2 separate regions of the Homo sapiens genome follow, and region 1 is linked to region 2. The links are chromatin loops, found by intact Hi-C in ENCODE. Cell type or tissue: Caco-2. All regions are shown on one strand. Each heading gives the region's core, and the rest is flanking DNA. Links, peaks and the distances in the headings are about the cores only.

Region 1 (2,918 bases), core at 189-2,688, 55 kb before region 2:
TTTTTATTAATTGTCACCCACCAAGATATTGACTCAAATCCTGCAGCTATTTGATTTCGGAATTCAAATTGATCTGGTATTCCCCGTGGGACTCCAGTTGCGTTTAAATAGACATGAGAGTCGAAAGACCCATAAGGGGCTTCTCTCGCATTATGATGTCTTATTTTTCCTTCCTCTAGTTGATGAAATGCCAGGGTGAAACGGATAGCCAATTGGACTAAAGCACAAGTGCCGCTCCAGTTATTCGGCAGAGTGTCCAGTAAAGGTCCACCAGAATACCACCACACATCCACTAGGGGATGAACAAGGGCTGACTGATTGATAAGTTCTTGAAAATTCTTAAGCTCACTGCATCCCCTCAGGTCTCCAAGGAATGCTGTTTCCTCCCTGTCGTGAGAGATATGAAGTTAACTTAGTGTTGGGAGACAGAAGCTGGATGGCCCTCAGGGGCTGGCCCATAGGATGCCGGACTTCGGGATATAGCAGAGAGAGAGCATGGCACAACTTGTTACTCCAGGCTGTAGGATCCGGGAAAAGAGCTATCATGCAGCCCACTCCTGGTCAACTGGAGGACCACCCTACTAGAAAGGGGACAATCTGGGCCTCTGGCCTGCCATGCACACAAGCATAACAATTGCTTTCGTTTAAAGTGCGGACGGAATATCTGATCCATTCCAACCAGGCATTTGCAACTTGGTAACCTGTTTCAATTGCCAATACTTGTTTTAAGTCTTTAACTTCTACGACAGCCATCTTGGTCTTGTGGTTAGATGGAGGAGGAGCAATTATTCCGTTGTGAGAGGTTTTGGAAGAAGGCTTAGAAGAAGGTGCAGGCAGTGCGGGATCAAAGAAATACATTTTAAAGAATCCAATAGGGTCTGTCCCTCAAACCTCAACCCCCATACCATAAAACTGGCTTAAAGGAGGGAACCGGCTTAGAAAAGGGGAAGAAGTTTGAGGATTCGAGATAATAACCTGTATAGGATTGCACTGGTTTAGCTGACACTTAGTGGGGGGCTGTCCCTCTAGTAACATGAATGTACAGTTTTAGGAAATTACAAAAACAGGTTGGGGCGGTCCATCCTTGCTCTTTAGTGGTCCACAGAATGCTGGACCAACTATGGCATAAAAGCTGTACATTGGGAGGGCAAGACTCCTGGTTGACGCCGGGGTCTTTATCAAAATCTCCTCGGATTAAATGGTCCCAGTTCACTAATGCCTAATCTGAGAAGAGTCAGGAGGGACAGAGGTGCTTTTCTGAAGTAGAGAGCTGTCTCTGACTTGGCAAGTTCCCACAGGGTATAACAAGGCAAGCACCAAATGCAATAGTTTGAGGCGAAATTGACTTGGTTATGTTAATAACTAGATGGTCAGCAATAGAGTGAGGAAAGAAGAAAAAGTAATAGAATAGATGAAAGAGTTAAATTTTTCTTAGCTTTAGTTTGGTAGCGTTTTCCCCTGGGACTATGGCCCACGACTCTGGAGAAGGCGGTGCTTTTTTGACTCGGGTGTGATGAGTCCATCCCCTTTCCACTGTATGAACAGCAGTCTCGGTGATTAGTAACACAAGGTAAAGTCCTTCCCAGGCTGGCTCAAGTTTTCCTTCTCCCCACCCTTTGATGAGAATGTGATCCTCAGGCTGGTGCTGGTTTACCGGAAATTCTAGGGCTGGTACCTGTGCTAAAAGACTTTTAGTTTTGAGGGAAAGGAAAGTAGAAGATAAACCAAGTATATAATTTCTAAGAAATTGATCTTTTGTTTTACATGTGGGGACATCAGCAATGGACTTTATAGTCCTTGGCACCTTCTTGCTGAGAAATTTTCTTTAGCACCTATTTTTATTATTTTTTAGACCAAAGAAAGCCAAACACCGTTTTATATTTGCCAATGCTTCCTGTATGATATTTATACCAGATAAGCTAAATTTCACCTTTACATTAGTGTGTTTTTAATGTTAAAGTTAATTTTAATAAAATCTTGTAGCCATATTTATCCAATTTTTAATGTCTGACCATATGGTAAGATTTGTATAGATGCTTTTTAACCTTTTATAATTTTTGTTAAAAAGCAGGTTAGTGCTTTAAGAAAAACATGTTGTGCTTTTATTTTAATGTCCAGTTCTCAGAAAAACTGGGTGATATCCCTTTAACTTTACCCAATATGTTTACACACAGAATTTCCTTTTCAATTAACATTTCAAAACTTGCCTAAACCTTTAAAACAATTTTTTTTTAACCATTTAATGTAGGTAAAAATCCACACTCTTATGTCTCCTTATAATCCTTTTACCAAAGTACGTTTTACTTTCCTTACACACCTTACACATAAACTGTTTCTTCAATAGTTTTACATTCAGGAGGCCTAATTACTTTTAAATTATACAACATTTCTTGCATAAATTCCCTTTTATAACTTTTTTTTCCCATAACTTTCACAGACAATTCTTCAACATGCCTCAACTTTCTGATTTGTTGCAAACATCCCTTTCTCTAAACAACCAGTTCATTTATTTTAGGACAAGAATTTACCATATAATATTCCTTTTTACATAAATTCTCTCCCCCCTCCTTTGTTTTTTCTCAAAGATGATAACCATTCTTTTCCAAATTGAACTTCCTTCATTTCTGTGGACTAGACTGTCTAAGGCCACAAGATTAGACGTTAGGATAATACATGTTACACTCTTAACTTTTAGCAAACTTTACTTTTGTTGAAAACCTTGTAAGTTTGGGATTTCAATTATTCTTTGCTATTAATAAGACCTCGTTCAGTCCATATTAACTTAGAATTAGTATAGATGACTCCTTCCTGATTCTGTAAGCACTTTAAGGCTTGGCTGAGTGCAAACAGCTCGCAGGCACGTTTGAGCAGACCAATTGTTAGGCAATTTTCCTAACTTGGCTTCTCCAAGAGTTTCC
Region 2 (2,918 bases), core at 293-2,792:
AAACATTTCCACACTAGTGTGCACTGAGCTACTGGATGGGCCAGTTCACTCAGGGGAGAGGGAGGTAGCTAGGAGGGTTTGATCCTTAGACTGGAAGAGGGAAAATTGAGAGCAGCAATTTCTGTTTTCACCTGCAAGGATATGTACCCTTATCATTTCCTTCACAGACTCTGCAACTGGGCCAATGTTACTTCTTCCCCGGATCGATATGTTGAAATCCTACCCACCAAGGTGATGCTACTGGAAGGTGGGGCCTTTGGGAGGTGATTAGGTCATGAGGGTGGAGCTCTTATGAAGGGATTCGTGCCCTTATTAAAGCAACCCCAGAGAGCTCTCTTGCCTCTTCCACTGTGAGAAGATGCAGTGAGATGCCAGCAGTTTGCAGGAAGAGAGACCTCCCCAGATCTAGAGCCTGAGGTTGAGGCTTCCTGGGCTGAGCTTTGGTTCCTGTAAGCCATGGGCAGCAGCGTGGGTTAAGAGGCACCCTCATGTCCACAGGACACCAGAGCTGCTGAGGGGCCGAGGCACACGTGAGCCAAGGAGTCAAGGACCCCCTCATGGAGATGCCCACACTGAAGGTCAGAGACAGAGAAGAAAGCCTAGGGAAGAGAAAATACCCCAAACCCTAGGAAAAGACCAAAATGCTGATGTCGCAAAATGGTTTTTAATACTGTTAAAGCAAACTAAGTATGGCCTAAGAAGGACTCCGTACTTCTGTATTTGAGTCCTTGTGGTCGAACTTAGCCAAGATTGAAAACCCAACTTAGGAGTGTGTCTGACTTAATATGTAGACAAGATTGAAAGTCTAACTCTAGAGTATGCAACTGTAACAACAGCTGGGTCTTGGCCAATCCCAGCAGCCATGCTTCAGCCACTCATACACTGCTGAGTGTTCAAACTGTGTTCAAATGAGGCCGACACCAACTTGTAACCAGCCCGGGTGTTTCTGTACCTGACTTCCGATTTCTGTCCATCACTTCCCTTTTTGTCTATAAATTTGTTCTGACCCCGAGGCACCCTTGGAGTCTCTCTGAATCTGCTGTAATTGTGAAGGCTACCCAATTTACGAATCGCTTTTTTGTTTTTTTTCTTGCTCAATTAAACTCTGCTAGATTTAATGTGTCTGAAGTTTTTTGGGGTTTTTTTGTTTCCTTTTTTTTTTTTTTTTTTTTTTTTTTGAGACAGAGTGTGGCTCTGTCGCCCAGGCTGGACTGCAGTGGCGTGATCTCGGCTCACTGCAAGCTCCGCCTCCCGGGTTCACGCCATTCTCCTGCCTCAGCCTCCCGAGTAGCTGGGACTACAGGCGCCCGCCACCACGCCCGGCTAATTTTTAGTAGAGACGGGGTTTCACCATGTTAGCCGGGATGGTCTCGATCTCCTGACCTTGTGATCCACCCGCCTCGGCCTCCCAAAGTGCTGGGATTACAGGCGTGAGCCACCGCGCCCGGCCGTGTCTGAAGTTTTAACAGTACCAAGCTAGGGGAGGGTGTTTTAGCCGGCAGGACAGCTACCCACTTTCTTTTGCAGTGGGGGTGGGGTTCACGCTGACCTCCTGGGACTGTCAAGGGCCCAGGCAGATCTTGGCCTTGATTGGAGAGTTAGGGGTTACGGTGTAGAAAACTAATAAGATGTGTCTTTTCTTTTTTTTTTTTTTCTGGTAGACAGTATGTGCTCAAAGGTTATGGTTTTATTCCTCCATAGGGCATGAAGCAGTTCTGTTATCTAACTTAGAAGTCAAAGTTCAGCATTCCTTTCCCAATGAACGACATGGCATTCTGTTCCTCAAACGCTACTTGTGCTGATTTTCCCATTAATCTGATGACTCAGACCTCGGCACGGGCTAACACAGAGCTGTGTAGGCATGGCGCTGGGACAGCTGCAGGGTGTTAGAGGGAGGGGCGGCCGGCGGGTCCGAGACCCTGCTGCCCAGGAGGGGAAGGCTTTGAAGAAGTAAGGACGCTTCTGTTACATGAGGAAGGGCACTGTGCGGCAGGGGCTCTGCCCACATCACAGAATGTAGTAACTGCGCATCCCTGAAGGACGGAGCTTGTCATTAACTATTTCAGCTGGAGAGATCAGTCTCAGAAAACTAAATAACTTCAGACCCAGGCCGCCTGGCCTGCGAGCAGTCGGTTCAGAATCGGAGCCCCGAGCTGCCTGGGTTCATACTCCAGGCCCCTGCAGCCTTGATTTCTTCCTGTCATTATCAAGTCACATGCTACAAAGAGGGCTAAGGGACTAAGGCTAAGATGCTGTCATGGAGATCTGGAAGTCCCCGGGGACTTTTGAGAGCACAGTTTTCAAACAGCTTGTGGCCAGGCGCAGTGGCTCACACCTGTAATCCCAGCACTCTGGGAGGCCAGTGCGACGGTCAGGAGTTCAAGACCAGCCTGCGAAACATGGTGAAACCCTGTCTCTACTAAAAATACATATAATATTTATATATATGTATATATTTATATATATTTATATATATTTGTATATATATTTATATATATTTGTATATATATTTGTATATATATTTGTGTATATATATAGCAACCTCAGTCTTGATATATATATATATATATATATATATGCTGGGCCTGGTGGCGCACACATATAGTCCCAGCTACTCAGGAGGTTGAGGCATGAGAATCACTTGAATCCAGAAGGTGGAGATTGCACCGAGCCGAGCTGGTGCCACTGCAATCCAGACTAGGCGACAGGGCAAGAATCTGTCTCAAAACAACAACAACGAAAGCAACTACCACCACCACCAGCACCCAGCTTGTGGTAAAGACAGTGGGAGAAGCCACCCAGCCCCCCTCCCCTCACTGCAGTGGCTCACCTGCCCTCCACTTGCCTGCTTCCCCTGGCACCAGCACTGCAACTCCACTCCCAGCTGCCCACCCGCCCTTCTGCCCTGGGCCATCGCT

Evidence for each region. Hi-C counts contacts between places; a loop is a spot of excess contacts. Peaks named below come from ENCODE experiments on the same cell type or tissue, not always from the same donor. Only the 100,000 strongest peaks of a DNase experiment are listed, where the experiment ranks them.
Region 1: it touches region 2 in a loop (2.7-fold over the local background); 6 of 110 quality-filtered maps call a loop at or near these places.

The regions. Positions count from the first base shown.
Region 1 is chr6:161,310,750-161,313,667 of GRCh38, forward strand. No RefSeq gene overlaps it. Among named protein-coding and RNA genes, the nearest start is that of AGPAT4, 38 kb to the left of the region's middle. In Caco-2, for the core only: no CTCF peak of the experiment used is centred there; no DNase peak of the experiment used is centred there.
Region 2 is chr6:161,365,831-161,368,748 of GRCh38, forward strand. All of the region lies in intron 10 of PRKN (parkin RBR E3 ubiquitin protein ligase), which reads right to left. Among named protein-coding and RNA genes, the nearest start is that of AGPAT4, 93 kb to the left of the region's middle. In Caco-2, for the core only: no CTCF peak of the experiment used is centred there; a DNase peak (open chromatin) is centred at 1,831.